Regions from separate parts of the Homo sapiens genome. Here region 1 is linked to region 2. Evidence: read pairs that join two places in POLR2A ChIA-PET (ENCODE). Cell type or tissue: A673. All regions are shown on one strand. Each heading gives the region's core, and the rest is flanking DNA. Links, peaks and the distances in the headings are about the cores only. Region 1 overlaps DDX4 (DEAD-box helicase 4). Region 2 overlaps IL31RA (interleukin 31 receptor A).

Region 1 (16,495 bases), core at 3,775-11,774, 160 kb before region 2:
CTTTTCCTATTGTTGATTGGCAGGCATTGTTAATATTCTAGATTTTAGGCTCTTTCCTGATTTAGACACTGAATATCTTCTTCCATTCTGTTGTCTGTCAGCTTTGTTCATGGTATGCCTTATTAATCAAAAATTTAATTCTGAAGTTATTAAATAATTTTTTTGCTTCTTGATTTGATTTTGTAGTTTAAGAAATTCTTCACCATCTCTGTCAAAAAGTAGCCTCCTACATTATCTTCCTTAGACTTTTGCCTTTCACATTGAGCTTTTAATCGTCTGAACTCATCCTTTTTGAATCATGGTGGCCATATTTATTTGAGTGTCAAATCAAGACATAGTGTATGCAGTATGAATATACCTAAATGACTCACAAAAAAGGAATCTTTGACGCTAAAGTTTTTCTGGTCAGCCCTGACCATTGGTCTCTAGTTATTGAGGAGTTTTGTTTGTGAACTGTGGTAAACTAGACATAATAGAAAATTTACTGTCTTAACCATTTTTATTTTATTTATTTATTAATTTTTTTCTTTTCTATTTTTTATTATTATACTTTAAGTTTTAGGGTACATGTGCACATTGTGCAGGTTAGTTACATATGTATACATGTGCCATGCTGGTGCGCTGCACCCACTAACTCGTCATCTAGCATTAGGTATATCTCCCAATGCTATCCCTCCCCCCTCCCCCCACCCCACAACAGTCCCCAGAGTGTGATATTCCCCTTCCTCTGTCCATGTGATCTCATTGTTCAGTTCCCACCTATGAGTGAGAATATGCGGTGTTTGGTTTTTTGTTCTTGAGATAGTTTACTGAGAATGATGATTTCCAATTTCATCCATGTCCCTACAAAGGAGATGAACTCATCATTTTTTATGGCTGCATAGTATTCCATGGTGTATATGTGCCACATTTTCTTAATCCAGTCTATCATTGTTGGACATTTGGGTTGGTTCCAAGTCTTTGCTGTCGTGAGTAATGCCGCAATAAACATACGTGTGCATGTGTCTTTATAGCAGCATGATTTATAGTCCTTTGGGTATATACCCAGTAATGGGATGGCTGGGTCAAATGGTATTTCCAGTTCTAGATCCCTGAGGAATCGCCACACTGACTTCCACAATGGTTGAACTAGTTTACAGTCCCACCAACAGTGTAAAAGTGTTCCTATTTCTCCACATCCTCTCCAGCACCTGTTGTTTCCTGACTTTTGAATGATTGCCATTCTAACTGGTGTGAGATGGTATCTCATTGTGGTTTTGATTTGCATTTCTCTGATGGCCAGTGATGGTGAGCATTTTTTCATGTGGTTTTTGGCTGCATAAATGTCTTCTTTTGAGAAGTGTCTGTTCATGTCCTTTGCCCACTTTTTGATGGGATTGTTTGTTTTTTTCTTGTAAATTTGTTTGAGTTCATTGTAGATTCTGGATATTAGCCCTTTATCAGATGAGTAGGTTGCGAAAATTTTCTCCCATTCTGTAGGTTGCCTGTTCACTCTGATGGTAGTTTCTTTTGCTGTGCAGAAGCTCTTTAGTTTAATTAGATCCCATTTGTCAATTTTGTCTTTTGTTGCCATTGCCCTATGAAGTCCTTGCCCATGCCTATGTCCTGAATGGTAATGCCTAGATTTTCTTCTAGGGTTTTTATGGTTTCTGGTCTAACGTTTAAGTCTTTAATCCATCTTGAATTGATTTTTGTGTAAGGTGTAAGGAAGGGATCCAGTTTCAGCTTTCTACATATGGCTAGCCAGTGTTCCCAGCACCATTTATTAAATAGGGAATCCTTTCCCCATTGCTTGTTTTTCTCAGGTTTGTCAAAGATCAGATAGTTGTAGATATGCTGCGTTATTTCTGAGGGCTCTGTTCTGTTCCATTGGTCTATATCTCTGTTTTGGTACCAGCACCATGCTGTTTTGGTTACTGTGGCCTTGTAGTATAGTTTGAAGTCAGGTAGTGTGATGCCTCCAGCTTTGTTCTTTTGGCTTAGGATTGACTTGGCGATGCGGGCTCTTTTTTGGTTCCATATGAACTTTAAAGTAGTTTTTTCCAATTCTGTGAAGAAAGTCATTGGTAGCTTGATGGGGATGGCATTGAATCTGTAAATTACCTTGGGCAGTATGGCCATTTTCACGATATTGATTCTTCCTACCCATGAGCATGGAATGTTCTTCCATTTGTTTGTATCCTCTTTTATTTCGTTGAGCAGTGGTTTGTAGTTCTCCTTGAAGAGGTCCTTCACATCCCTTGTAAGTTGGATTCCTAGGTATTTTATTCTCTTTGAAGCAATTGTGAATGGGAGTTCACTCATGATTTGGCTCTCTGTTTGTCTGTTGTTGGTGTATAAGAATGCTTGTGATTTTTGTACATTGATTTTGTATCCTGAGACTTTGCTGAAGTTGCTTATCAGCTTAAGGAGATTTTGGGCTGAGACGATGGGGTTTTCTAGATATACAATCATGTTGTCTGCAAACAGGGACAATTTGACTTCCTCTTTTCCTAATTGAATACCCTTTATTTCCTTCTCCTGCCTAATTGCCCTGGCCAGAACTTCCAACACTATGTTGAATAGGAGTGGTGAGAGAAGGCATCCCTGTCTTGTGCCTGTTTTCAAAGGGAATGCTTCCAGTTTTTGCCCATTCAGTATGATATTGGCTGTGGGTTTGTCATAGATAGCTCTTATTATTTTGAAATACGTCCCATCAATACCTAATTTATTGAGAGTTTTTAGCATGAAGGGTTGTTGAATTTTGTCAAAGGCTTTTTCTGCATCTATTGAGATAATCATGTGGTTTTTGTCTTTGGCTCTGTTTATATGCTGGATTACATTTATTGATTTGCGTATATTGAACCAGCTTTGCATCCCAGGGATGAAGCCCACTTGATCATGGTGGATAAGCTTTTTGATGTGCTGCTGGATTCGGTTTGCCAGTATTTTATTGAGGATTTTTGCATCAATGTTCATCAAGGATATTGGTCTAAAATTATCTTTTTTTGTTGTGTCTCTGCCTGGCTTTGGTATCAGAATGATGCTGGCCTCATAAAATGAGTTAGGGAGGATTCCCTCTTTTTCTATTGATTGGAATAGTTTCAGAAGGAATGGTACCAGTTCCTCCTTGTACCTCTGGTAGAATTCGGCTGTGAATCCATCTGGTCCTGGACTCTTTTTGGTTGGTAAGCTATTGATTATTGCCACAATTTCAGATACTGTTATTGGTCTATTCAGAGATTCAACTTCTTCCTGGTTTAGTCTTGGGAGAGTGTATGTGTCAAGGAATTTATCCATTTCTTCTAGATTTTCTAGTTTATTTGCATAGAGGTGTTTGTAGTATTCTCTGATGGTAGTAACCATTTTTAAATGTACCGTTGAATCCCTTTTTTTCAATATGGTGAGAAATAGGGATCCAATTTTATTTCTGTCCCTATAACAACCTAGTTTTTTCCAGCACCATCTAAGCATTCTGTCTTTTCCTTGTTGATGTGTGATGCAAATTTCATTTCTTAAACGATTTTGTTCTTTGTTGTCTTAAAGCATTGGATAAAATCTACAGTTCATTGACGAGTAGTAGAAATAACAAACATCTAGGCTTTTCCTCACTTCAATGGGAATGCTCCCAAATTTTTATAATTATGATGTTTGCATTAGGCTACTAATAGTTATTTTTTAAAATCATGCCAAGAGAGTTTCTTTTCATTTCTACTTGAATATTTGTTTTGTTCAGGAATGGCAGTTGAATGTTATCAAATGGCTTTTTAGAATTACTGATTTCTATTATTTCTCCCTTATATCTATTAATGTAGTAAATGAATTTTTAAATGAACTTTGTGTTCCTGGGCTAAGCCTTACGTGACTCTTTTATTGTACTATTGGATGAAATTAGATATTTTATTTAGCACTTCTGAATTAATGTAAGATTGGCGTATAGTTTTCTTCTGTCATGTCGTCCTCACTTGGTTTTGGTTTCAAGCTTTTCATGTTTTCCAGTAAGCTCCGGAACATGAAAATTACCTGTTTTTTTACAAGTTGTATAGAATTTGTTCATAAAACTGTCTAGGCCAGGGCAGATTCTTTTTTTTTTTAAACTTTATTGAAGCATAATGTACACATAGATTCAATATGTATTTCAGTAAGATACACAGCATAAATGTACAGCTCACTTAATTATCAGAAGCTGAACACTCCCTGAAAGCCAGCACTCAGATCAAGAAAAACAGCATTATTAACAGCACCCTTGAAGCCTTCCTTTTTCTTCCAGGCACCGTCCCTCTGTCCAGAAGTGACTATTATCCTGATTTCTAACAGCATAGATCAGTTTTCCCTATAAATGGCAGTCATATAAAATGGCGTCATACATTGTGTTCTTTTTTTGTTGAGGTTTTCTCCAGGTTGTTAGAAGTAGTTATAGGTTATTTGTGGATGTATGATATTCCCTATGTAAATATACCGTAAATTAAAATATTGATGGTCATTTTTATAGTTTCCAGTATTTGCCTGTTATGAGTGGTTCTCTTAAGAATGTTTTCCAATTCATGTCTTTCGGTGGATATAAAAATCTTCTCTGAATGTGATTGGCAGAACAGTAGCATTGGCATCACCTGGGAACTTGTTAGAAATGAAGAATCTCATACTGCACCCAGAACTACTGCATCAGAATGTGTGTTTTAATGAGATCACCAGGTAATTTGTATGCACATTACTGTTACACTCTGAAGTCTCTATTTGGAAGACTTGACACTGAATTCTAAGTGTTAGTGTTTCAGCTACTTGGGGTAATGAAAGGGATTAGAAGTCAGGAGAGCTGGCAGCCCTAAGCACCACTAAATAGTTTCAAAACTCTTTGCCCCTAAGTCTTTTCTCATCTTCCTTTAATTTTCCTCACTCTGGTTTAGGCAAATCACTGTGGAGAAAGGTTGGAAGATTATAGAGTCTTAGAGCGCATACTGAAGTCTCATACATAATTGGGTTCTTTTGCTTGGTGGTTTTAGTATATGGAATTTTTTTTAAGTTCTTGTTCAATATTTGAGCCTCTTTGGATTTGGTCCAAGTGTAACTATATTGAGAGATATTCTTTGTGGTCAGTTGTTGGGGATTGTGTACACTAACACTAAATTCATTTTAAATGGACTTCATTTTTATTTCTTTTGGTTTATTTTGGTGGATTTCATAGCATTCAAGAAGAGCATCTATACTCCATCATTTATTGGTATTAGAGTCTTATTTATTTTTATTGCTATGTATAATATGTATTGTGGGGATTGCCGTGATATATATCAATGACAGCATATCATTACATTCATGAAAGTGAATGTAAACTTTCACATTTACATGTGAAAGTACTGTGAGATTTAAAACTACTAAAAAATGGAAAGGAAATAATTGTATATTTTCCTTAGGATTGTGTGCTAATAACAAGGTAAACTGGGTTAATTCTTTCTTAGAACCTTCTACTCTTGTACCATCATTTTTATGTATTTTTTATTTACATAGGTTTTTGGGGAACAGGTGGTGTTTGCTTACATGAGTAAGTTCTTTAGTGGAGATTCGTGAGATTTTGTGAACCCATTACCTGAGCAGTATGCACTGTACCCAATTTGTAGTCTTTTATCCCTCACCCCTCATCGCACTCCTTTCCCCAAGTCCCCAAAGTCCATTGTATCATTCTTATGCCTTTGCATCCTCATAGCTTAGCTCCTGCTTATGAGTGAGAATATCTGCTATTTGGTTTTCCATTCCTGAGTTAATTCACTAAGAATAATGGTCTCCAATTCCATCCAGGTTGCTGCAAATGCCATTATTTCATTTCTTTTTCTGGCTGAATAGTATTCCATGGTGTATATATACACCACTCATTGATTGATGGGCATTTGGGCTGGTTCCATATTTTTGAAATTGCGAATTGTGCTGCTATAAACATGCGTTTGCAAGTATCTTTTCATATAATGACTTCTTTTCCAACTAGTGAGAGGTAGGATTCCCAAGAATAATTGTTACCCTGTGACTTTATTGTAGAATCTTTATTGAAGACCTTTTCATGAAAAAAATCTACTGTATTGAAGTCTTATGTAAACCATAAAGCTTAATGTTTTGAACCACCACTAATTTTAAGAACATTACCCACCGGGCGCGGTGGCTCACGCCTGTAGTCCCAGCACTATGGGAGGCTGAGGTGGGTGGATTACTTAAGGCCAGGAGTTCGAGACCTGCTTGGCCAATGTGGTGAAACCCTGTCTCTACAAAAAAATAAAAAAATTAGCTGGATATTGTGGTACACGCCTCTAGTCCGAGCTACTCAGGAGGCTGAGGCAGGAGAATTGCTTGAACCTGGGGGTCAGAGGTCGCAGTGAGCGGAAATTGTGCCACTGCACTCCAACCTGGGTGACAGAGCAAGACTCCATCTCAAACAAGACAAAACAAAAAAATTCTCATGCACATTTGGGTTGTTTCCTTTTTTGCTGTTATGAACAAACTCTCATCATTCCTTAGTTTGCTAAGTATATGTTAAGTCATGAAAGGTGTTAAATTATGTAATATACTTTATCTGGAGAGATTAGTTATTTTTTATTAATGTTGTGTGTTACCTTTTTTTAGATATGGTAGTGTTAAATACCCTTGCATACTGGGATAAACCCAATTAGTCATAATATATTTTATCCATTCAGTTTACTGTTGGGTTTGGTTTGCTAATATTTGTTTTTGAGATTTTGTATCTATGAGTAAGGTTTATAATTTTCTTCTGAACTTTCATATCAAGGTTATGTTGGTCTGTAGAATGAGTTGGTGAGTAATTTCTCTGTTTCCTGGAAGAGTTGTATGACAGTTGAATTATTTGTCCTTTGAGAGTTTGGTAGAACTCACCTGTAAAACCCGATCTCTCTGCATCTTTCTGATGCAGAAAATTAAGTACTGATTTAACTTCTGTAGGAGAGTTGGGTTTTTTATTGATTCTTGAGTCACTTCTGGTGAGTCAATTTTCTAGGAACTTTTTCATTTCTTTTAATTTACTAGCATAAAGTTGTTCAGAGAAGTTCTCTAGTTGTCTTTCTGTTCTTTGAGATTCTTTTTAAACACATTTCTAATACTGTTCACTTGTGTCTTTGTATCTGTTCTCCCTTCACCCCCATTATTAGTCCTCTAGTAGTTGGTTACCCTGGCAAATTTTATAGGTCTTTTCGAAGAACCAAGTTTTGGCCTTTTTGAGCTGCTGTATTACGTTTGTTTCCTTAAAAAAAAAAAAAAAAAAAAAAAAAAAAAAGAGGCAGACAGACAAGGTCTCTTTCTGTTTCCCAGGCTGGAGTGCAGTGGTTTAATAATAACTCACTGCAGCCTTGAATTCCTGGGCTCAAGTGATCCTCCTGCCTTAACCTCCTAAATAGCTGGGTCTACAGGTGTGCACCACCACACCCAGCTACTTAAATTTTTTTTTTGGTAGAGATACTGTCTTGCTATGTTGCCCAGGCTGGTCTCAAATTTCTGACCTCAAGCATCTCTTCCCACTTTGGTCTCCCAAAGCTGTTTCCTATTTTATTAATTTTCGTTCTTTATTTCCTTTACTTTTGTGTGATTTACTTTGTTTTTCTAATATTCTTGTTGAGATGGCTATTAAGCTTATTGAGTTCTTATTTTCTAGTATAAATATTTAAATACTGATAAAGTCACATTTTTATCATATAATTTGAAGTATTTTTAAACTTCCATTGTGAGTTTTTTTTTTGAGCTGTGGGTTATATAGAAATGTTTTTAAAAATACGTCACCAAATGGGATTTTAAACAATTTTTTTCATATTTAATAGCTTTTGATTTGATTGCATTGTGATAAGAGAATCTCATGTATATGAATTGATTATTGAACTCTTGTTGAATTTGCATTATGGCCCTTCTACATGGCCAGTTTATAAACACTCTCCATTGTTGAAGAATGTGAGCTCTTTAATGTTGAATGCTGTATATTTCTTTGGAATCCTTGTGCATACTATTGTATGGATGACCATAATTTCTTTATTCCACTTTGATCATTTATTTGGTATTACAGACAGTGCTTATAAAAATTTTTTTATGTCTGTCTGGATAACCATGTGATTATATCCAGAGGAGAAATTCATGTTACTGTACTTTCAGAGTATATGCCTTTTAAATTAGGATCAAGATTGATCTAGTTTATAATCTAAATACAGTGTATGTTTCGTGCCTGTTTCCCTGTGTCCTTGTTCTGGCTATTAGCAAATTTAAGACTGTTTTCCATTTTTTAAAAATTTATTTATTTTGTTATTTTCTTTCAGGGAATAGAAGGGACTTTTCCATTCAATTATGAGGTTAAAAATTGCTGTCTTTTGATTTCTAGTTCTTTATGAATCAGATTTAGTCACAATTTATTTTTCTTTAGGAGAACTGTCTATTCATGTAGCCATTTTTTTTTTTTTTTACTGGGCTGTTTGTCACCTTTTTTACTGCTATATAAAATTTCTCCTTTGCCACATGTGGCACAGAAGGCTTAAGGTTTGCAAGTACTAGATACTTGTTTTTATTTGACTTACTTCAAAATGTTGTTTGCTTTAGAAATGGATGATGGACCTTCTCGAAGAGATCATTTCATGAAAAGTGGATTTGCCTCTGGGCGGAATTTTGGAAACAGAGGTAAGCATCTTTGTCTTTCCTTAATCTCCTGAACTGTTGAATAATTGGATATATAGAGGCTTTCATGGCCATTTGGTACAAAGCTAAGTCTGTTGTAAGTCAGTGTGTAGTAGACTTGGTGTTGAGATAATGAGTTCATCATTTTTCCAAGTTCATTTTCTTTTTTCTGTTTTACTTCTTTGGGATAGTAGGGAGTAGTGTTAAGTTGATTAGACAGATTGGTTGGAGGGATGGATGGGTTGGATGGATGGATGATTCACAGAGCTGCTGCTTAATGTGTTTGTGATATTGATTTCCAACAATTGATGTGGGAAGAATATTTGTAAAAGCTTCAGGGATTAGAGGTGAGAGGGACTCTTTCTTGAATTTTATATTTTTCAAGAAAAGGCAGTATAGGAAACATTTGTTAGCTCATTAGTATTAATTTTTTAAGAGTTTATTTTGCCATTATTGGATTTTTAAATTTTACTTTTAGAACAACCACCTGATATGACAGATAATGACACAGCAAAACACCTTTCTACAGTCCATTTTTAGACTTAATATTAACATGCTAGAAATATGTGCTATATTTTATTATAGTGCAATAACATATTAGAACTTCAGGTTAAATTTATTTGAAAATCCATACGGTCATTTTTTTATCTTTTAGGGGATGCCATAGCGAGGGCTATTTGTTAAACATACTTGACACTTATTCTTGAATTTATGAGATGTTATTTTTTGAAAAACTCTATTGAGACTTGCAGATATTTTTGCTGTGGAAACTAAAAGATGCATGATGTTTTATTTGACATTTGGAAAATTTAATTTCTTTAGATACAATAAACACAAATTTGAGTTTTATATTTTGACATGTTTCTGCCACTAATAGAAATGATTTATTCAAATATACACATATATATTGGTTTTTAAGCCTGCATATTAAGATGCATTGTTTATTTGGACAATGTAATTGTGCTAAGAGATTCAGATGAGATTTTGTTAGCTACTATTAAAATTAGAAATATTTTAATATTACATTTAGGAGCATATTTATTATTTACGTATCTTTTAAAATTATATTTTAGTAGAGGTTATGTGATATTTTGATACAGGCTTCTAAATATTATTGAATAAAACCTTTTTCAGTGAGAAAATCATCACTGAGGCAGATTTTACCACAAATTATTTTCATGTTTTAGGTTGAAATACACATAAAATTTCCGATCAGAACTCTCAGTTGTTAATACTTTAAACAATTAGCTTTATATTACCTGGGACATTGTAGACCCATGAGTATAACTTATTTTCCATATGATTCTTCTAACATTTTATATAGTTTCCTTTTTTTTTTCTTTTTCTTTTTTGAGACAGTTTTGCTCTTGTTGCCTAGGCTGGAGTACAATGGCACAATCTCGGCTTACTGCAACCTTCACCTCCCAGGTTCAAGTGATTCTCCTGCCTCAGCCTTCCGAGTAGCTGAGATTACAGGTGTGCGCCACCACGCCCAGCTAATTGTTTTTTATTAGTAGTAGAGACAGGGTTTCACCATGTTGGCCAGGCTAGTCTTGAACTCCTGACCTCAGGTGATCCACCTGCCTCGGCCTCCCAGTGTGCTGGGATTATAGACGTGAGCCACCACGCCTGGACTGTATAGTTTCAATCTTGATTTTCTTCTCAGTAGAACTTGCATAACTAATAATGTGGTTTTTGAAGTTGACTCTTCATTGCTTAAAATATCGACTAGCTTGTTATGTCCTGTGAAGTATGTCTGAGTAGCTTGGACTTCTTGAATCACACATCTTTGAAATCTGATTAAAATACTTTTATAGTTGGGCATACACAATTTTACAGGTGGTTTCAGGAGTTACACAGATCCCTTTTAACTCCCCTCTACAAGGGTTTTACAGAGGTAAGTAAGACAGTATATAGGGATCACAGGGAATGCTTTAATTTTTTTCTCAGTGATAGTTTAAAGCATCATTTTATGCTGTTTTGGATGTCTCTCCTGTTCTTTTTTTAATGTTTTATTTTAAATAATCGTTCTTGCTATCACATCTCTGCTCTCGAGATTTTTAATTTAGTGGTAGAGAAACACATGGAAAGAAATACTACTTTAAAAAGGTACAGATAGTATGCTGTGGGAATGTGGAAGAAGGATAAATTATGACTGGAGGGCTAAAGGAAGACTTCACATAATTGGTTTTTTGAAGAATGAAGTGAATTTTGATAAGACAAATAAGAAAGTAGGGAATGCCATGCCAAAGGAATAGCATGTACAAAGATACAAAATATTAGCAGTTGACAGTGTGGAGTATTGGAGTTGTTTGGTGTGAATTAAAATGTTGGGTGTTTAGAATTACATAGTGAGAAACAAAGCTAAGAAGGTTAGTATGGGGAAATAGTATGGCGAGATGGGGAGGCCAGGAGGGGAGTGGTAGTCTTAGGTTTTTCCCTTATGTAGCCCCTTGTTTTAATTTTAAAAATGGAAAGGATATGATAAATATAAGAAATAGAAAAATAAAAAATAGAACAGTTAAACAGGACACGAGTGTAAGATTTTCAATAGCAGTGACTTTCACACAGGGCAGAGCGTAATAGCTGGCTCTATCAGGATGAGAATTCAACATATAGAAAACTATGGAGCAGAATTTTCCTGCTTGAAGGTCTCCAATATAATACCAACTAGTAGAAAGCTGTGTTTCACCGGTAGTAGATTTGTTTTTACCTTGGTATCATAATTTAAGAGTTTTTCTTTTAAGTTGCAGGTATATTAATTAATTTTAGGTTTCTGTGCTACTCTTTTCCCATCCTTGGAAGTCTCTTTACGCCAGAAATTCATTTAATTCTTAGTTTTTGATGATGACACACTTAATTTTATATGTTAAAGAGTTTAACTGTCCACCCTTTTTCAGATGCTGGTGAGTGTAATAAGCGAGATAATACATCCACAATGGGTGGTTTTGGAGTTGGAAAGAGTTTTGGAAACAGAGGTAATTACTTGGTTATGATATCTTACAATCAAAACTTGAGTGATTTTTTAATAATTGAGTTTAAATACTGATTGACAGACATTCCATATTGACATTTAATTTCAAGGTATATATTCTGTGAGTGCCTTTGCACTAAAGATTATCTTATTAAAACTTATTAAAAACATTTTTTAATTTTATGAAAGATTACTGATGAATGCTTTTAAAATTAATTCTAGAGACATGTCTGTATGCTTCAGAGATGCATAACTCTTAGACATAGGTTTTTAGGAAATAAGTTTGAAAGCAAAACTTGACGACTTTTTAAAAAAGAGTAAACAAAAAGAAGCTAACAAGATTTTCATGTTATTGAGGAGAAAATCATTGAGTTATTGGGTTATAATTTAGTTGTATTGTCCTTAGCAGATGAAGAGATTGAGTTTGTAAAATTTTGAGAATTTTGATGGTTTTAAATAGAAAACATATAGTGGTTACACTGACATATTCCTCTGTTTTGCCCATGTGCATACAGAGGAGTATATGACAATTGAGGTAATACAGAATTGGCTGAAAAGAAAGTTGTTTTTAACCTTAAGAGAATGGAGTTGATAAACTGACACAAAGCAGAAATTGTTGTACAGCCTGAGTGAATTTGCATGTGATAGCTATGTATACAATTGTGTATCGCTTATCTTAGAAGGCATCATAACTAGTAGTTCCTGTGTGGTTATCATTTTTACCACAGAGGTACAGGAAATTGTTTCATTTTATATTTTGTATAGGTTTTTCAAACAGCAGGTTTGAAGATGGTGATAGCTCTGGTTTCTGGAGAGGTAAGGTTGATATTTTTGTGTTTTAAAATTTAATGTCAAGAGTACATGCTAAAAAAGAGAAATTAAGATTAAGTCTCTTAGTCCGGGCCAATTCTAACTTATTTAAACCAGATTTTATGAAGTAGCTATATCCAAAGCCTTAACCAAGGATATTACTGCTTTGTACATAAAGAATTCAGGCATCCTAATTTGGCCTGTTGCCATCTGCCTTAATCCATGAGGTACAACTTTTGAATGCTCTGAAACTTAAGAAAATGGGGATAGATAATAAAAAGAAGTAGTCAAGAAGTGAAACTTCACTCTCTATATAAATACAGTTTGTGATGTATAGGGTCACATTTAGATTCAAATAAATCTAAGAAAAAGTTTCATGAGAATGTAAATCAGTGCTGAAATTAAAGACAATTCCATTGAAGGTACTGACACTCTACAGGAATACAGAGAATGATGAGAATGATGAAAATAATGATACCAGAAGATGGACTACGATAAACCAGTGCATTCCCAAATCTGATTGAGTCGATTTGGGTGAGGTCTTAGAACCTGTATTTAAAAGCATCCATGGTGATCCTGATACCTCCTGTGTTTGGTAATCATTGATGTATGAAATCTTTATAACATAGAACACTTTAGGGTGCCAAACTTGGCTTCATGTCTCTGCCTTGCTACCTGCTAGTTGAAGTAGAACAAGTTGCTTAATTTTTCTAAGCCAGTTTTCTGTTCCATAGAATGGAAGGTATTCATTTTATAGGTGGTTAGGCAGGCTAAGTGAGAATGCGTGTAAAAGCACACAGCTGAATACCAGACACATTCATGACAAACACTCAGATGTCATCCATCTATCTTCATTAAATATTTGAAGCTGATCTTATTAAACACTTTGATTCCCAAAGTCAAAACCAAGCCTAGACCTGATCACCTTAAAACACTTTTGGTATAAGGCCGGATTTTAATTATCAAATGAGACTGTTTCTCCAAACTATTGCCAGTCTCTTTCTCCCTACTTCTCTTTTTTTCTCCTATCCCGTTCAAATGAAAACATATATGATGTAGAACTAGTATTTGTGAGAGAAGAAAAATACCATCATTTTTATTCTTTTCCATTTCTATGTGTTTCTGTTCTGATCTCTTTTAACTCATTTAATATTCAAGATCATTTCTACTTATACACAGACCTTTCTACCTACTTGACCCCTTTGTAGAGATGGTGGGCCAGGGAGCTTTTGAATACAAATTCCAGTTTCTCATGGCACTTGAGAGAACTTCTCTCCGAAGTGGCCTGCTTGCTTTGTTTTGATCTACTTTCTTCTTTTTTCGTTTTTAGTTCCCCTAAAAAAAAAAAAAAAAAAATATATATATATATATATATATATGGATTGAATTCATTCATTGTCTCAGTTGTTAGCAAGCCCAAGTTCTGAGCTCACGGTAGAAGCTTTTTACTCTGGACACAAATGGATAGTATGTTTTTAAATTTTTTTCCCCTGTCATCTACTTTGCTTAAGCTGGTATATTGTAGTGATAAGGAACTCAGATACTGGATTTGAACACGTAGGTGTGAGACTCAGATCCTCCTCCTGGCAATTGTATTATCTTGAAAAAGCCTGTAACTTTCTGCTTTTCATTTTCTCTATTTGTATAATGATGACTATATCTACTTCACAAGGTTTTTGTGAAACTTTAGACTAAAGTTAATACATGTGATACATTTAGAACACGGCCAGGTACATACTTTATGTGTTGTTATTATTATTTTTCGAGACGGAGTCTCGCACTGTCACCTGGCCTGGAGTGCAGTGGTACAGTCTTGGCTCACTGCAACCTCTGCGTCCAGGGTTCAAGTGATTCTCCTGCCTCAGCCTCCTGAGTAGCTGGGATTACAGGGGCCCGCCATCACGCCCGACTAATTTTTTTTTTTTTTTTTTTGTATTTTTAGTAGAGACGGGGTTTCGTCACGTTGGCCAGGCTGGTCTCAAACTCCTGACCTCACGATCTGCCTGCCTCGGCCTCCCACAGTGCTAGGATTACAGGCATGAGCCACTGCGCCAGGCCATATGTTATTTTTGTATAATTAATAGGTTGTAACTAATCTTGGTATCATTATCTCATTTTTGTTTGTGCTTAGCTTTATTTCCTAACTGTATAGAGATCACTTATTTTTTAAAGTAATTTTTTATTTTGAAATAGTTTTATTCATAAGAAGTTGCAAAAATAGTACAGAGGTTTTTCATGTACCCATCACCCAACTTCTCTTAATGTTTTCTATTTTTATTCCCACTGTGATCAAAATAACTGTAGGTTTATTTTAGGGAAATAATTGGCCAAAGATATTGTGAGACTCTTTCCCTTGCCAGGTCCCAGATTAGTAGTTTTGTTTTTTTTTTTTTTTTCTCGAAAGCAGTAAATATTAGTTATCATCATTGTTATTCCAGGGCCAACTTTTCAAAACTTATTTCTTTCCTGCCCTTCTACATTGTATTAAGTCCTGCCTTCCAGAAAGTTGTCTTGTTAATGGCTCTTCAGGATTGTTTGTCAGTTGTCAGCTGCAGCTGAAATAGGAGACTGCAACAAGAGCTTTGGGTCACTGTTTATTGTAGAACATTATTAGTTGTTAAATGGATTGGGACTTTCACACAGGAACTTAGCTAATAACCTGCAAGCTGTTTGGTCACTTGCTGTCATTATTTTGACTTAATGTTCCCAGATATTAAATATTAATGATATGTACAAAGATCCCTTGAAACCATCTTTGTATTCCCAAATGTGACTTTTTTTGGAATCTTCTGGAAAGCCTGATGTCATAGTAATAACATAGAACTTTTACATTTCGAAAAATCATTCCTTTCAGAATAAACATTTCTGGGAATGGGGTCTAGGAATTTATTTTTAACCAACTCTCCAGGTAGTTTTCAGGCAGCCTTCAGTATAGTAATCTCTCATACTACTATTTTAAAACTCTGGGAATGTTACTTACTAATATCAAAAATGGAGAAGCTAGGATATCCCCAAATTATTTCATTAGCATGAATGGGGGAAAGTTTGCATATATTTAAGAAAGCACAAATGTCTTGAGTTTATTAAGAATGGTAAATTGGCCGGGTGTAGTGGCTCACGCCTGTAATCCCAGCACTTTGGGAGGCCAAGGTGGGCGAATCACCTGAGGTTCAGGAATTCAAGACCAGCCTGGCCAACATGGCAAAACCGCATCTCTCCTAAAAATACAAAAATTAGCCAGGCATGGTGGCGCATGCCTGTAATCCCAGCTACTCGGTAGGCTGAGGTGGGGATAATCGCTTGAACCCGGGAGGCGGAGGTTGCAGTGAGCAGAGGTTGTGCCAGTGCACTCCAGCCTGGGCAATACAGCTTGACTCCATCTCCAAAAATAAAGTAAATTACAGAAAAGATATGACATTATAAATAGAAGAGTCTAGTGGTCTATGGACCTTATGTGAGAACCACTTGATTACTTAATAGCTTAGATGTTCCTGAAATCATTTTTGGTCAAACTGAAATTTATGAAATTCTTATTTTTTGTTTTGTTTTGCTTTGCGTAGTATAATGCTTGGCAAATAGTAGGTTCTCAATTTCATATAATAAACATTTAATATTTAGATACATGAGATGATTTGTATAGGGAATCGACTCTGAGTAATGTCTTTATATATCTGTTAAAATTATTTGAAGAAATATGTTTATATTTTAACTTATGAAAATATTTTGTCTTCTTACTAATTTATCTTGTGACAGTGCTATTCTTTATATATTGCATCATTTAAGTTAATTAAATGCTATTTACATGTTAAATTTTTATTGAAGAGTCTAGTAATGACTGCGAAGATAATCCAACACGGAACAGAGGGTTTTCCAAGAGAGGCGGTAAGGACCACATTTTGGAACAATTTGTACTTAACACAGAGACACTAAACTGGTAAAACTGATTTTGAAGGAGCTGGATGAAAAACACTGATCGTGAAAACCTTTGAAGAAAAATACTTTGGTATATGTTTTCTGCTTTTAATATTTGAGTGAGTATTCAGTGGGTGCCCCTCCTTTCACTCTTTTATTTTATTTTTTTAAGTTTTT
Region 2 (16,386 bases), core at 1-8,000:
TCCTGCCCACCTGTAGTTGGGGGAATTTTCTCAAATTCTGTGGGAGGTGGGTGAGAGGAGAGCCTGGAACAAGTTCTCCCAAACTTGTCTGTCTCACACCTGGATGTAGATGAAGCTTCTGAACCTAAAATCTAAGAATTTGATGGGAGAGAAAATGGATCCCCAATGGCTCCTGTGAGTGGATTCCAGAGATAAGGATGTTGCCCTCTGGCCCCTGCTCCTTCATCATCAAAGCTGGAAGCGTCTTTTGCTGGACAATTTGCAAATCCCCACCCAGCCCTTCCTGTTTCATTTCTTCTTTCCTTTCTCTCCTCTTGCCCCTATCTTGTGCTTTGTTTTCCCCCACTGCCAGAGCTTCTCATCTTTTAACACTTGCTATTGTTTTCTTGTTTCTTTTCATTCCTTTCTCCCCTTCCATCAGCCTCCTTTGATCATTTTCCATGGTTTTATTACCTTTGAGGGGTGGGAAGATGGTGGCTCTGTTTCTTTCTAGGTGAGAGGAGCTGTTTCTATGAGTCCCCAAAAGGCACTGGTGGGCCACACCTTAGCTCTCCTGAGCAGGTTCACAGGATGTGAGCCTCAGAGTTCAGGGCGCAGGTGACTTCCTCTCCTGGATCGAGTCACCAACTGTCCCCGCTCTGGGCACCAGGGACTGCCTCTGTGGCTGGAGAAGGCCATCTGTGTTTTCCCTGTTTACTGTCAGAGACATTGTGAGGACACAAACAGGAAGACTTGTGTTTTAGCAAGGTTATTAAAAATGGATAAACCAGTTTTCTGAGACCCTGGGATCCATGCAGACAGCTAGGTTAGTGGCCTTTCTTTAACAGTAAGAGCAGAAAATTTTTAAAGAATGACAGAGAAACCAGTCTGTGGCTTAAATAAAAAGACCACAAGTTCCTTCTGGTGTCTTGGGAGGCAGCGGTGTGAAAACACCACGCAAGGGTCTGGAGGAGGCAGGAGATGGGGAGAGATGAAAAAGGAGAGGCCCACAGTATGGATGCCTCCGGCTGCTCTGCTGATGCTCTGTGTGCGAGGAAAGCCTGTGCTGGCCTGTCCACCCCAGTCTGATTCTGTCCCCATTTCCAGCACGCCCCTAGTTACTCCTGCTGCAGCAGGCACCCTGCCACCCAGGGCAGTGGCCCACGGGCCAAATCCAGGCCCTGTTTTTGTAGGTTCATGAACTAAAAGCTATAATGACCTATTTAATGGTTGAAAACAAAAAGAATAACATTTTGTGACAAGAAAAGTCCAAGAAATTCACGTAGTGTTGACAAAGTGTAATTGGAACACAGCCATGCCCATCGTTGACCTATTCCCTATGGCGGCTTGCCCCTACAAAGGCAGAGTTGAGTAGTTTCAACACAGAGTTTTTCCCACAAAGCAGAAAACGTTTACTCTCTGACCCTTTGCAGAAAAAATTTGTGGACGCCTACCATAACCCACAGACATGAAACTCAGACTGCCACTATGTTTCAACTTTGAATTAGCTGCAAATTAAAAAGAAATCAGGATATGTCATTCTGAATTTCTGACCAAATAAGGACTGCCCTCTTTGAAGGGTGCACACACACTTACTGGTTCCCCACCAGCCCTCCTAAATTCCTGTCCCCTTCCCATAGCTAAGGTCGAGAGTTGGTGGCTTACACCAGTGGTCTTTCAACAGGAGTGATTTTGACCCCCAGCCTCCAAACCTCAGACATTTGGTGATGCCTGGAGATATTTTTGATTGTCACGACTGGGAAGGTGCTACTGGCATCTAGTGGGTAGAGGCCGGCAATGCTGGAAATTATCTTATAATGCGCAGAACAGCCCTCACAACAAAGAATTATCTGGCAGAAAATGTCAGCAGTGCTGAGGCTGAGAAGTCGTGGCCTGAACTACCCTCTGCCTTCTAGATCCACACACAGTGTTCACATGGGTGAGACTCCCCTCTAGGTGTCCCCTCTTTTTTCTAATTTAAAATTTGTTTTAAATTCAACTTTACAGCAGTAATCCCAAGAGTTTTAAATAGCAATTATTTGTCATGCTTAATTAACTCCTAACATGATCTGTGTGCACCTGTACACATTTTTCAGCTAATTGCAAATCATACTGAATACATTATGTTCTCCCATATATAAAAATTCATGCATGAGCAAAGCATTTTGAACATCCATGAAAAACCCCATGGCGGGCCTGCATGGTGTGGTTTGCTAAGGCATCCCTTGGTTGATAGGATTCGTTTAAAGGTCCTCCTAGTATAGAGTGCAATGCGATAAACATTTATCTTTTCTTACCTTTGTCCTGTCTCTTTGGGGCTGTTTTCAAAAGTGGAATTGCTGGTCAGAATTTTATGGTTGTCACATTTTGCGTGACTGTGTCCCATCAAAGGTTATGCTGATTTACAGTATCACCAGACATGTCTGACGGATCCTTTGTCCTTTTCCACTGAGAATCAGCTGTCTACCACTGTGAGCTTGATTTTGTCAATTTATCGGGAATAGTTAATGAAACTTTATAGTTATTTGTGTTGCTTTAATCCTTGTGAAGCCAAACTTTTCTTTTTTTATTGTTGCCATGTCCCTGTGTTGACATTACAGAATGTTCTCTGCCTCCGTGCTCCTGGGGACATTGACAGACCAGCTGAGTTGCTAGAAATAAGAGGGACTCAGTAGGCCCTTAGCACAGCGGGTGGACTTTGCCATTTGGTTGACTATTTAAAATACTTGTTTTTGTAGGGCATCTGAAAAAGAAATTTCACACTGGTGTATTTTGTTAATTGTTTCTACGTAAATGTTGATTATTGACAAGCCTACTTGTAATCAAAATGTGTAGTGTGGTCAGTGTCTTGCACTCTTATGTTGTGGCGGGGGGGGGGGGCGGTTCCTGAAGAGTGGAGTGTGACTAAGGATAACAGCAGTCCTCATTTCCTTTGGACACTGGGGTCAGTGGGGAGAGAGTTTGCTCCGAAGCACAAACAGCTCCAATCCATGCTGGAAGAGACCCCAGGCCACAATAGCCCTTGACACAGAGCTCTATGCAGGGCTGTGCTGCCCAAGACGCTTGTCGTGTGCTGATGAAAAGGGCTGGGGAGAAGCAAGGGGCAGGGGAGGGGCAGAACTCCACAAGAGGGCAAAACCTGCTGTCAGCAATGCTCTCGTGGCTGTTCAAGGGAAGTGAGATACTTGTACTATGCATTTCATTTTTAGGACTAGAATTCTGTCTTCCTGCCCAACTTCAATATAAGTGTGGACTAAAATGCGAGAAAGGTGTCCTGTGGTCTATGCAAATTAGAAAGGACATGCAGAGTTTTCCAACTAGGAAGACTGAATCTGTGGCCCCAAGAGAACCATCTCTGAAGACTGGGTATGTGGTCTTTTCCACACATGGACCACCTACGGATGCAATCTGTAATGCATGTGCATGAGAAGTCTGTTATTAAGTAGAGTGTGAAAACATGGTTATGGTAATAGGAACAGCTTTTAAAATGCTTTTGTATTTGGGCCTTTCATACAAAAAAGCCATAATACCATTTTCATGTAATGCTATACTTCTATACTATTTTCATGTAATACTATACTTCTATACTATTTTCATGTAATACTATACTTCTATACTATTTTCATGTAATACTATACTTCTATATTAAAGTTTTACCCACTCAGCCAGGTGCAGTGACTCACACCTTTAATCCCAGCACCTTGGGAGGCTGAGGTGGGCAGATCACTTGAGGTCAGGAGTTTGAGACCAGCCTGGGCAACATGCTGAAACCCTGTCTCTACAAAAAATACAAAAATTAGCCAGGCGTGGTGGTGCGCACCTGTAATCTCAGCTACACGGGAGTCTGAGGCAGGAGAATCACTTGAACCCGCGAGGCAGAGATTGCAGTGAGCCAAGATCGTGCCTCTGCTCTCCAGCCTGGGCAACAGAGCAAGACCCTGTCTTAAAGTTTTACCTACTCAGCTATCTAAACTGAGGCTCCACAATGTAAATACGTGAGAGATCAGGGAAGCCTGGTGGCTGTGGGAAAGGGCTCCAGTTGACCAGGACTCGGCAGCTCATTACACTCTTTGCTGCAGGAAATGACTCCTGCCTGCATTTCCTGTGGAGGATCCGAGACCCACGCCCGGGCTCTCATTGTCTTCCTATTCCAGGCTCCTTCCCGCTCCTGGAGCTGCCGCTGGGTCTCAGCTCTCTGCTCTGAGGCTACGCCGCAGCTACAGCTCCCTGACCTGTTCCTGTTCAGGCTCCCAGGAAACCTCAGAGTGGCAGGTGCCTGCTGTTTCCTCTGTCTCCCGCCCATCCCACCACGGCCTCTCCTGTACTTTCAATTTGTTTTTCTTTAGCCATTCCTTCCCTTCAGCTTCTAAACACAGTTGGGTCACTTCCATTAAAGAAAGAAAGAGCCCCTGGATCTTCCTCTCCCTCTGGCTGCCCACAGACTCTTGTCACAACGCAGGCCGTGGTTTAAAGGGAACGTGGTCTACAGCCCGTCTGGCAGCTTCTCCAGGCAGCTGAACTTGTTTCCGTTTTTGGTAGTGAGAAAATTGCACCGCTAGAACTTTCTAGAGGTGTAGAAAGCAGGGAGTCACTCAACCCATTCTGGTTCGGGGGACTGCCAGATTTTTTTTAAAAAAAAGGGGGTGTAGAAAGCAAGTGAGACCAAACAATTTTGGGACAAGGAATACGGACACAGAACAGACTGGTAAGTACCCAAGTGTATGACAAACATCCACCATGGATCTAGGAGAAGCCCTGGGGCAGGGTGATATTCACCCGCAGAGACCCCTGTTCATCACTAAGCTTATGAAGAACCATTGACTGGCATTTAACACCAGGTGCTGTGCTCAAGGTGTGGCACGCAGTACCCAGTAAGCCTCACAACTGCATTGTGAGTAGGTAGCTCTGGCCAGTGGCAGATGAGGAGGCTGTGCTCAGAGAGGCTAGATGACTTGGCGGAGGCTCTCTGAGGCTCTAAGCGGGAAGTGGGGGGTTGGAGCCCAGCCCTTTGACTTTCCTTGTGCTTTTCTACCTCGGGTGAGTAAGATGACCAAGGGACTGGGGAGATCAAGAGGAGTGGAGACTCCAAGGGGACCCCTTTTTGGTGAGACGTGTAGACCATTCCCCTCTCCCCTGGGTGCCTGCAGAGAGCTCTTGAGACTGGTTTTAGAGCCAGTGAGGTCTAAGAGAAATGCTGACGGCAGGTGTGGGGATGGAGAGGGGAACCATGTCCATGTTCACAGCCCTGGTGACAAGAAGACAGAAGCCCCCAGGGACCCAGAGCTTCAGAAGGGTTTACGATGGCTACAGAAGCAGGTAGTCCCATGACGGTGTAGAATCTGTAAGCACCCCCAGGAGCTGGGCAGGGCAAAAGCAGGTCTGCTGGAAGAGTGGATGTCCCATGACTGTTGGAATAAGGTACCACGTGGGTGCCTCCTCCCACCCCTCCTTCCCCCTCCCCCACCCCCACGCGCCCTTGGGGCAAAGCGAGACTCGTATCAAAATAAAAATAAGTTATTGGCTCACGAGTTACACTTTCAGAGTCCACAGACTTAGCAAGGATTCGTGTCCTCTTGCCGCTGTAACACATTTCCATAAGCTCAATGCCTTAAACAACAGGAATTGATGATTTCACAGTTCTGCAGGTTGGAAGTCACACTGGGCTACAGTCCAGGTGCTGGCAGGGCTGTGTTCCTCTCTGGAGGCCATAGGGAAGAGTCTTCCTTGCCTCCTCCAGCTCCTAGGCGATGCCTTTATTCCTTGGCTTGCGGCTCCTTCCTCCGTCTGCGGAGCCAGCGGTGTTGCGTCTCTCAGTTCTGCAGTCACACTCGCTCTGTGTGCAGGACCTGGGCTGCACAGCATGAAGGCCCCAACTAAAGCCTCCGTCTCCATGTAGGGACTTTCTCCCGAGATGCCAGGTTTGTCCTTTTAGGAGTTCCTGGCCCATAGAAGACTGTGGCTATATAGTCTTATGTGAGATCAGAACCCAATGGGAGCTTGATGGGAACTGAGCCCAGAAACCCATCAAAATCTCATCTTATTGTTGTCAAAGCTATAGGGCCAAAGGATCTAGGGCCTAGAAAACCTAGCCCTAGATCCATGGCCCAGGGGGCTCACTAACAGTGCCCCTAGAATTAGACATCCCAGGTCCCTGGCCCAGCTGGATTCCCACAGGCCTTGCTCTGCAGGGACAAGATCCTGAGAGAGCAGGAGGGGCAGACTCTGGGGGTAGAACCAGGGGCTGTCTTGGCCTCGGCCCATCAGAACCACAAGCGCAGGCCCATGGAAGGGCGAATAAGGGGAAGTCCAATAACAATAAGGTCCAAATGAACTTCCATCTGAATTCAGAATTCTTAAGGATTAGCAAGTGCTGGAGTTTGTGCAGGGCTCAGGGGTCCAGGAAGGTGCACCCCAGTTAGTGAAAAGCCTAGGGTGCTGGTTCAGTCAAAACCACGACTGCATATGTGCACCTCACACATCTCCCAGGGGCTTGATTTCAAACCTTCCTTCATAGGAAACAAGCCACAGGACACAAAACACATCCAGTTGGCCTTTTGAAAGAAATAATATGTATTTACTTAGAAACAAAATTGCACTTTTCCCTATAAGTCAACAAATGCTAAGGATTCTGGACGTCAAATACCTCCCAAGACGTTTTATCAGCCAGACTTTGTTGTCCTTCAGGAAAAAATATGAGTTCCAGGAAAAATGACAGGCATGCAGGATGCTGATTTCCTTCCTGATGGTAAGACAGCAGCCTCCTAGACTGACGATTTCGTGACTTCTCAGGGGCTGGGTCCGGAGAACACCTTACTTTAAACAAAGGGAGAATGCTCTGTCCAAAGGCATCTTCTCTTGAACCCAAAGCAATGTTTTCCCATCATATATCAGAATTTTCACTCTTTTCTAGATCCTTATCCCCTCACTACCCCTTCCCCATCAAAAATATAAAACAAGAAATTTTAAAAAAATCTTTTTTTTCTTAGAAACACAGTCTAACTTTGTTGCCCAGGTCAGAGTGCAGTGGTGTGATCATGGCTCACTGTAGCCTCCATCTCCTGGGCTCAAGGAATCCTCCCACTTCAGTCTCCCACATGGCTGGGATTGTGCCACTACACCCGGCTGATTGTTTTGTTTTTTTGTAGAGATGGGGGTCTTGCTTTGTTACTCAGACCAGACTGGTCTTGAACTCCTGGCCTCAAGCAATCCTGCTGCTTCAGCCTCCCAAAGTGCTGAAATTACAGGCATGAGCCACTGTGCCCGGCACAAAATCTTCCAAAAAACAAAACAAAATGAAAACCCCAGGAGTCCTGAATATCATCCTTTGAGTCCTCCTGACCTCCTTGTCTGAGAGAGCCTTGAGTGAAGGAGCTCAGGACGGTACCCCTGAGGCCTGCACTCCAGCCTAGGTGACTGAGCATGGGTGACCCGTCACTGTGCTGCCGACAGCAGAATGGACTGACAGGGCTTCCAGATGGACACCGTCCCTGTAAGAGCATCTTAATGCCTCAGGCTAAGTCCCATGTCAGAGTCAGGGCTTAGCTAACTTAACAGGTGGGAAGCTAACTTAACTCACGGCATGTTTACAAGTGTGATAACATTTATAAATTCTAAAATAATAAAGCTAATTGTATTAGTCTGTTCTCACACTTCTAATAAAGACATACTTGAGACTGGGTAATTAATAAAGGAAAGAGGTTTAATGGACTCACAATTCCACATGGCTGGGGAAGCTTCACAATCATGGTGGAAGGCAAAAGGCACGTCTTACTTGGCAGCAGGCAAGAGAGAAGGAGAACCAAGTGAAAGGGGAAACCCCTTATAAAACCATCAGATCGGCCAGGTATGGTGGCTCCTGCCTGTAATCCCAGCACTTTGGGAGGCCGAGGCAGGCGGATCACCTGAGGTCAGGAGTTCGAGACCAACCTGACCAACATGGAGAAACCCTGTCTCTACTAAAAATACAAAATTAGCCTGGCGTGGTGGCACGTGCCTGTAATCCCACCTACTCAGGAGGCTGAGGCAGGAGAATCACTTGAACCTGGAAGGTGGAGGTTGCGGTGAGCTGAGATCGCGCCATTGCACTCCAGCCTGGGTAACAAGAGTGAAACTCCATCGCAAAAAACAAACAAACAAAAAACAAAAAAACACCATCAGATTGCGTGAGACTTATTCATTACCACGAGAACAGTTTGGGGGAATTGCCCCCATGATTCAATTATCTCCCACTAAGTCCTTCCCACAACACGTGGGAATTATGAGAATATAATTCAAGATGAGGTTTGGGTGGGGACACAGCCAAATCATATCACTAATGAACCCACTTAATTAAATATTCTTCAATTTTGTGATTTTCTTTTCTTGGTTATTTGCCATCAATTGTTTTCTTCAGGTCAAGCATATTTTTGTAGGTCCCCAAAAAAACTCACTGGCCTGGGAGCCTGCCTCTCTGTTGCCAGGTGGATAGAATATCTCTGGCTAAGTGTTGTAATGAAAATGCCCTGCTGGCGTCTAATTGGAGACCATTGCCGGGTGGTCCCAGGTGGAGGGCATAGGGTTGGGGTCAGCTTGGGCTGTGGGTGGAGAGGCAGGAGGTCACCTGCAGGCTGACAGGACCCAGCCATCGTTTCCCCTCGTCCCAGACTAGGTGTTAAACGTGAAGCATTAACAGGTAGTCCTGATGGGCCTTTCTGGAGTTTGCTAAACTGAGGTCTGGTGAGTGAGTCTGACGCTTTGGGTGGTTCTGTGTGCAACTATCACCTGGACCCTCCTGTGAACACTGTCACCGCAGATAAGGACCACGCCCAAAGTGTCCCAATTCTGAATGCTGTATTTGTACAGGGATGGGGTTAGGAATGGAACCTTAGGTTAAGTCCCCCCAAAGCAAATCCTGAGACAAACATCCAGGTGTAACTAATTCATCCAGGGCACATTCCCAAGAGAAACTGGTGAGCGAGTGAGGGAGGCTTGAGAGGAGGGGAAGACGCCAGGGCAGGGTGGGATTTCAGGCAGAGCCCTGCAGGTCAGCGCCAGTCTCATCCCCAGATGATGCTGGAGGTAAGTGACTCAGTCCTTGGCGCGTGTCCTCCCCAGGCAAGGGGCCTGGGCTATCACACTCCTAAGCTCCTCAGTCTACTAGTAAACAGCTGTCCCCACAGGGTATGAAACCTCCAGGCACATTTGACTGTGTGCTTGGAGGCCAGGAGTCAGGCTCCGGTAGCCTGAGGGAAGCTGTGGAAAGATAACTGCAGGTGCCCGCAGTGGAAAGCAAAGCCCAGGGAAGCTGGTGGAGATGGGGGCAGATCCTGTTGCCAGATTTGGCAATACAAAATGCAGAGCACGTATTTACATAACACACACCAGGTACTGTCCTGTGTGTTTTTCAAAGACTATCTCGTTTAATCCCAGCCTGGCCAGCTCTGGAGTGGGTGCTCCCCTAGTTGTTTTTTTTTGTTTGTTTGTTTTTTGGGTTTTTTTTTTTTTTTTTTTGAGATGGAGTTTTGCTCTTGTTGCCCAGGCTGGAGTGCAGTGGCGCAATCTCGGCTCACCACAACGTCCGCCTCCCAGGTTCAAGTGATTCTCCTGCTTCAGCCTCCCGAGTAGCTGGGATTACAGGCATGCGCCACCACACCTGGCTCATTTTGTATTTTTAGTAGAGACGGGGTTTTTCCATGTTGGTCAGGCTGGTCTCGAACTCCTGACCTCAGGTGATCCGCCCGCCTCAGCCTCCCAAAGTGCTGGGATTACAGGCGTGAGCCACCGTGCCCAGCCCAGTGCGCCCCTATTTTGAAGGTAGAATGTAGTCGTTTGAAGCAGGAGCACTGGGGTCAGACTGAATTTTAAGCCCCAGCGTTGCTCCCTGCTCCTCTGTTGCCTTCCACGAGTTCCTCAACCTCTCTAAGCTTCAGTTGCTTTATCTGTAAAATGGGTGAAATAGTATCACCACAACAATTGGGGCAGTGAAACGAAGCAGTGATTCTACCACTTCATTCTACCACTGTTTGCTGCACATAGTGCTTGGCACATAGTAAGCGCGGGGTGAGTAACAGTGGGGCTTGTTGTCATCATTACAGATGAGGTAACTGAGGTGAGGAAAGCCCATGCTGTTTCTAAAGGGTGGCTTTGCATTGGTTTTCATTTCTGTGTGGGGCCAGGGGAGGGGTGGACTCTGGGGAGGTGTGAACCTGGCTGTGAGTGCATAGGGCAAGAGTCCCCTATTTTCCAGCCCCCTCTCAGGGTCTCCTTCCTGATACTGTCCACAAACAAGAAGGGGTCCGCCCAGTCTGAAGGACCCCAGAACCTCACGGCAGGCCTGGGGAGGCTAGGCGGCGATGCTGAAATAAAGGAGGAGGCAAGGAGGAGAAGCCGGGCAGGGGATTGTCTAGAATTGTCCAAAAAGAGGAAACGAGCTATTTCTCAGCTCTTTGCCTTTAGTGCTTGCCTGGAGATGCCATTGTTAGGGTCCCAGGCCAGTCCCACAATCTAGAAACCCTCCCTCCCCACATTTCATAGACACAGCCATAGTCGTGGCATGGACACTGCATGAGCCCCTGCAAGCAATGCACAGGCCTCCTCAGGAGGGGAGGTGCCACCTGGTTTCTGGAGCCTCAGGCCTCCCTCACCCTCCGCAGGATGCTTCTCCTTGGACATGATGTTCCCAGGCTTGGAAGCAGCTACCCTTCCTTCACCTCACAGGCTCATTGCCCCTCTCTTTCCCTGGAGCCTCCAGCTAACCAGTCGCCACGTCTGGCCGCGCTGCTCCTGAGCTGGCTTTGCTTTCCTATTTTTCTCCTGGCCTCAGCCCCCTTCAGACTTCACCCTGATGAGAAAAGTGCTCCTGAGTAGTGTCCTGTCTCAGGCTTACCCTCTCTTGTCCATTCCTCAAGTAGGTGTTACAATAATCTCAAAGACAAGAAAGAACTAGAATAGTCCCCATCTCATGGGATGAATGACGGAAAGCCCAGCTCCCCAGCTGGTGACATCATCACCAAGCAGGGCCTGGACTGGGGCAAGTCTAGGGCTCCCAACAGAAGGAGGTGCTCACTTTCGGGGTCACGCAAGGGCACCAAGTACCTCCCATGACTGTGTGCCCTGGGTACCTCTCTTATCTCACCCACTGTGTTTCTTACTCTTCTCTCTGCTACGGGAGGCCCTTTGACATCACCAGATTGTGACCTTTCATTTAGCATGGAATCAGTAGAAAATCTGACACCTGCAGAATTATCTGCACGAAGAAAGCCTCCTTGTTTGGAAATGGGGCTGGCTTACATTCACACATGACTCTATTGGAGAAGACAGAAACCTGTTTGATGTTGCCTTAAATGTAGTAAAAATGTTGTGGTTGGACTGGCACAGTGGCTCACAACTGTAATCTCAGCACTTTGGGAGGCCAAGGCAGGAGCATCACTTGAGGCCAGGATGTTGAGGCTAGCCTGGGCAACATAGTGACACTCCATCCCTACAAAACTTTTTTTAAAAAATTAGCCAGGTCTGGTGGCACACGTCTGTCATCCCAGTTGCTTTGGGGGCTGAGGCAGGAGGATTGCTCCAGCCCATGAATTCGAGGTTGCAGTTACCTAAGAGCGCATAACTGCACTCCAGCCTGGGCCACAGCATGAGATTGTGTTTCAAAAACACGGTGGTGATTAGACGTCTCTTTTGAACCTGCCTCAAGGTCAGAGGTGTATGATTAGGTGCCACCTTGGGCATTCCTTTCTGTCCTGGGAGTAGAAAAAGTGTAAGATTACCTCCCCACGAGCACTTGAGCATGGGTTGTAGATAAATCCATCTGTGTCCCTGCTGGGGCTGATGGAGATATGAGGACTGAGGGGTCCTCCTTGCTTGAAGTCACATCTTTGGCAAAGGGCTGGAAAGAGGGCAGGGAATATCTAGATGTTGCTCAGAGGGGTCAACAAAAATTCTTCCGGCCAGTCCTGAAATACAAGTCTCATTGTAACAATAAGAATTATAGTTTAGTCTGACCCAGAGAACTGAGGCAACATTGATTTGAAAACAGTTTGTGCACACTGCTGGCTCTCCTGGTCACCAGCTCATGCCTGCACGACAAAATTCTACAGAAGATGCTTTTCCTCCAGGAAGGCATCCCGATGAGCACAGCTTTTTGCCCGAACATAAAATGTTTTCTGAAAAATCTTTCCCCAAAAAAGAGGGAGTGCTTTAGTAAAGTACTTACAAAGTTTCTCATATCACAGTTTCTCTCTTCTTATTTATTTATTTATTATTTTTCTGAGACAGATTCTCGCCCTGTCACCCAGGCTGGAGTGCAGTGGCATGACCTTGGCTCACTGCAGCCTCCGCCTCCCGGGTTCAAGTGATTCTCCTGCCTCAGGCACCCAAGTAGCTGGGATTACAGGTGCCGCACCACCACGCCAGGCTAATTCTTGTATTTTTAGTAGAGACGGGGTTTCACCATGTTGGCCAGGCTGGTCTCAAATTCCTGACCTCAAGTGATCTGCCCACTTTGGCCTCCGAAAGTGCTGGGATTACAGGCGTGAGCCTCTGTGCTTGGCCTCTCTTCGTTATTTAAACACAAAAGTTCTGTTTGCGAAAGACCCATTCACTAAAATGACCTCATCCAATGTTAATTTTTAATTTTGAGAATCACACGGAGATCACCAGAAGGAACTGGCATAAAAGGAGACAAGGGATTTAGTCATTATTCCTGGGATATGATCTCAATATTAACTAGGTTAGATTTCAGTGTAAAGTTTTTTAAAGACCATTTTAAAAAGCAAAATGGTAACAGGTTACATTACTGGGATGGGGGGAAAGTCTCTTAAGATAAAAGTGGATACTTAAGGCTTGAATACTGTTTTCCACGACAGCATTGTCTGCTGTCTCTCACACAACTAGATGGAAATGTTAGGAACGAGCTCCCAAAACCTGTGCCTATGATTCACAAAGGGGATCTGGTAATGACGAGGAAGGACCTCAGTGTCCAATTGCAAGTGAAGAGTTGCATGGAACTATCTTCATAAAGTACGAGTGAACAAAATCAATTCTATATTTCTGCATTGTTCCACATCATCTTATTTAAAATATGGATCATAGGCAGACATCTGACTATTTAATCAACATCTGTAAAGCTCACACAGTTAAGCTGTCCAAAAACTTTTCTTGGGATCTTCTCGTTGAGGAATTGGGGGATTGTTTTATACTGGGAGCTGCCTGGTGTTTGGCCAGGGGTTGGTCGTAGCCTGGTTTGTAGGGCCTGAGCCTACTTGCACTTTCTGATGTGTTCTTAAGGCGGAGCCTGATCCTGGTTCACTCCGTCTTCCTCACTAGACAGTAACTTCCCAAAGGGCAGGGCCGTCCTTTTATAACCCACAAACCCAGCGTTTTCTCCTGTGCTGTTGGAAAGTTTGCTGGCCCCTCTTCTCTGGACCTCATTTTCCTCGTCCAGGATGAGGAGTTTGGATAAAATGATTTAATAAGGATCCATCTGACTTTAATTTTCTCTAAATTTTTGCTTTTGGATTGAGTATATATTTTGCTTCAAATGAAAGCTCTTGCCAAGGCACGGTGGTTCAGAGATGTAATCACAGCACTTTGGAAGGCCAAGGATGGAAGATAGCTTGAAGCCAGGCATTTGAGACCAGCCTGGCCAACAAAGTGAGCCCGTGTCTACAAAAAAGAAAAAAGAAAAATTAGCCGGGCATGGCAGTGCTGCCTGTAGTCTGAGCTACTTGAGAGGCTGAGGTGGGAGGATTGCTTGAGCCTGGGCAACAGAGCAAGACTCTCTCTCTCTTGGTTGGGGGAAGCTCTTGCCTGTAGCCAGGGTGGGATGGGAATCAGGAAATGATCCCAGGTTTGAGATGCGAAGGAGGCAGATTCCTGACTGCCTATGGCACTGTGCAACTCTGGATTAGAAGAAACCTGAGACACATTTTAAACATTTTTTAAAATTAAAAATAACTTGTTTATTCACCCACTTACCTGTTCATATAAGCAAGCTCTGCCAAACACCGAGCACTATGCTGGGCCAGGAGAGGACTGAGCTGGGGCCCTCTCTCCAGAGGCCCAGCAGTAGGTGCCAGGATATAGAAGGCCCTTAACTCAGGGGGAAGGAGAGAGAAGAATGGAAGATTTCCCTCAAGAGGGTATCTATTTGAGTTGATTTTTGGTGAACCAGTAAGAATTTCCCAGCTTAACAGGGACTGGGGACTGGAGAACATTCTAGGGGAGGAAATCATGTGCATGGGCTAGGTTAGAAGAAACTCAGTATGTTCTGGAAACTATAAAGTGTGCAGCTGGGGGGTTGGAAAGGTCCAGCGAGGCCCCAAAAGGACAGAAAGCAAATGTGGGGAATGAGGTCAGCACAGCGGGGCAGCAGCAGGCAGCCCCTCTGGGAGTGGCAGGAGATGGAGAGGAGTGGCTGGCGGCACCGTGAAGGTGAGGCAGGCTGGAACGGGTGCTCGCGCTAGGCAGCGGGCCCGGGGAAGTCTGTGGACAGAACCACCTGGGGTAGGACCGTGGTCTGAGCACCCAGGAAAAGCCCCTGCCGGAGATCCTCCTGTCACTAGTTGCCATGGGCTAGATTCCACCATTAGAGGAGTCTTTCTTTGGCCAAAAGAATGAGACTCCAGGGGTCGTGTGAGGGTGCATTCTCAGGAAAGTGGGACACATTGACCTCTTTTGCAGGGGTTGCTCTATAGGGTCAGAGCAAATGTATGTGCTAGTAGGGGTGGGGAGCCAGCCTCGGAGTAAACCTTGAGGGCATAAGGAGAAGTACTGCTCTGGGCTCGAGGCTCAGTTAGGACACTTCAAGGTAGGCAATTGCAGGGGGCTGCTTGAGGGCACAAGGTGCCCCATATTCACAAATAAGGGTGGTGGGGAGGGAGATGAGGGGAAGAGAAACTCAGAAGAGTTTGAAGGGCCTGGGAAGCAGGTGTGCATTCTCCTTAAGCTAGCCTGGGCATGACGTCATCAAGAATTTTGCTTAAGTGGTTGGGTACAATTGGTGTACACATCAAAGAATGCGGACTTTGGATCAGGTTGGAGTTGGAACTCCACTGTTTGTCAACCACATGACCCCGGGCAAGTTATTCAACCTCTTGGAGGCTGCATTTGTAAATGGTGCTGGTATTTACCTCATAAGTTTCTAGGATTTCATAACCCACAGTAAACACTTCATAGATGGCATATATTTGCTCACCTTTGGACACCCTGCTCCGGCATGTGGCCCCCAGCAGGTGATCAGAAAGGTCTGCCGGTTCATTTGAAGAGGAGCGGCCCCTCACCCCCAGCAGCAATGTCTAGTCTCGATTCTGACCGTGGCAGTTAAAAGTTTCTTGGAGGTCCTTTCCTAGGCACTGATGCTGGCTGGGTAGCCCTGGTGTTCGTATGTCTAGATTGAACAACTGGCAAAATCCACACTGACTTTGACCTGAAGAGTGGCTGACTTTTCATTCTCAGAACGCTTATGCAGAATTATGGTTTCTATTGTCAGAATCTCAGTGCCTTTTTATTTAAATATTCCCCTTCATGCCATTCCTTTAAAAGCATTATCCCTCTCATAAAGCTTATAGAGCCTATTTCCAAGAATTTTCTATAAATTCATTTAAAAGCTATCATTAGTCAACAGGCTGCTTCTGACTACAGGCAAGACTGCAGGGAAAACCTTTTCCTACGGGGAAGGGACCCAGATGTATACTTAATAGTTGTGTCTTGGACCTGTTACTAAGTGAAGATTGTTCTAGGAAAGTAGGCCTGGACTGAGGTATTAGATTTCTAATCAACAGGCTGGTCTCATTCAGAGTTTGAACCAGCACTCTGGGGGAGAAACCACTTGTGGCCGTTGAATTACTCTGGCTAGCCTGTCTCAGAAAGACCATCCACAGCCAGGGCTAATGAGACAGTTGAAGAAAGAGAAATACTTTACCTGAGGGTTTTGGTTTTTTTTTGGCTTTTATTTTTGTGTGTGTGGATTACCACCATATAGCTCACCATGTTATCCCAGAAAGACTACAATTTCATACAGAATGCACAGATGTTTAAATAAAAAGCCATTTAAGTGAGGGGATAATTCTCACTAAAAAAAGCTCAAAAATAAGAAATGACAATTCTAGATACACTTTTTTGACATGTAAAATGACATAACCATAGTCACAGGGAATAAAGAATCAGGTTTGAATGTCCACAGGTTTCTAAAACTAAGCTCTGGCTTCGTATCTGTTGAAAATCTTTAGCGGTTGGGGAAAATAGCTATATTTAAAAACAAATATTGAATTTTGAGTTGAAAGGTACATTTTCCTCCCTTGATGGAGACAGAACTTTTCTATGGAGAACCCAAGCAGCCTTTCCATGATCTTACTAAGTTGTCCAAGAGCCAACCCCGATCAGCAGCAACAGGACTCAAGCTGTTCACCCTGCTTTCGAGTTGGCTGA

Evidence for each region. Peaks named below come from ENCODE experiments on the same cell type or tissue, not always from the same donor. Only the 100,000 strongest peaks of a DNase experiment are listed, where the experiment ranks them.
Region 1: POLR2A ChIA-PET joins it to region 2 with 11 read pairs; 3 of 35 experiments call an interaction of 5 or more read pairs at or near these places.

Annotation. Positions count from the first base shown.
Region 1 is chr5:55,751,653-55,768,147 of GRCh38, forward strand. DDX4 (DEAD-box helicase 4) reads left to right here. Exons shown (of 22, transcript NM_024415.3): 4 at 8,548-8,625; 5 at 11,523-11,600; 6 at 12,362-12,412; 7 at 16,229-16,288. It also overlaps the pseudogene LOC107986371. Among named protein-coding and RNA genes, the nearest start is that of DDX4, 22 kb to the left of the region's middle. In A673, for the core only: no CTCF peak of the experiment used is centred there; no DNase peak of the experiment used is centred there.
Region 2 is chr5:55,919,208-55,935,593 of GRCh38, forward strand. IL31RA (interleukin 31 receptor A) reads left to right here. Exons shown (of 15, transcript NM_139017.7): 15 at 1-3,643. IL6ST (interleukin 6 cytokine family signal transducer) reads right to left here. Exons shown (of 17, transcript NM_002184.4): 17 at 15,888-16,386. Among named protein-coding and RNA genes, the nearest start is that of IL6ST, 68 kb to the right of the region's middle. RefSeq lists an enhancer at 3,625-4,225. In A673, for the core only: a CTCF peak has its summit at 1,743 (motif pointing left); a DNase peak (open chromatin) is centred at 4,094.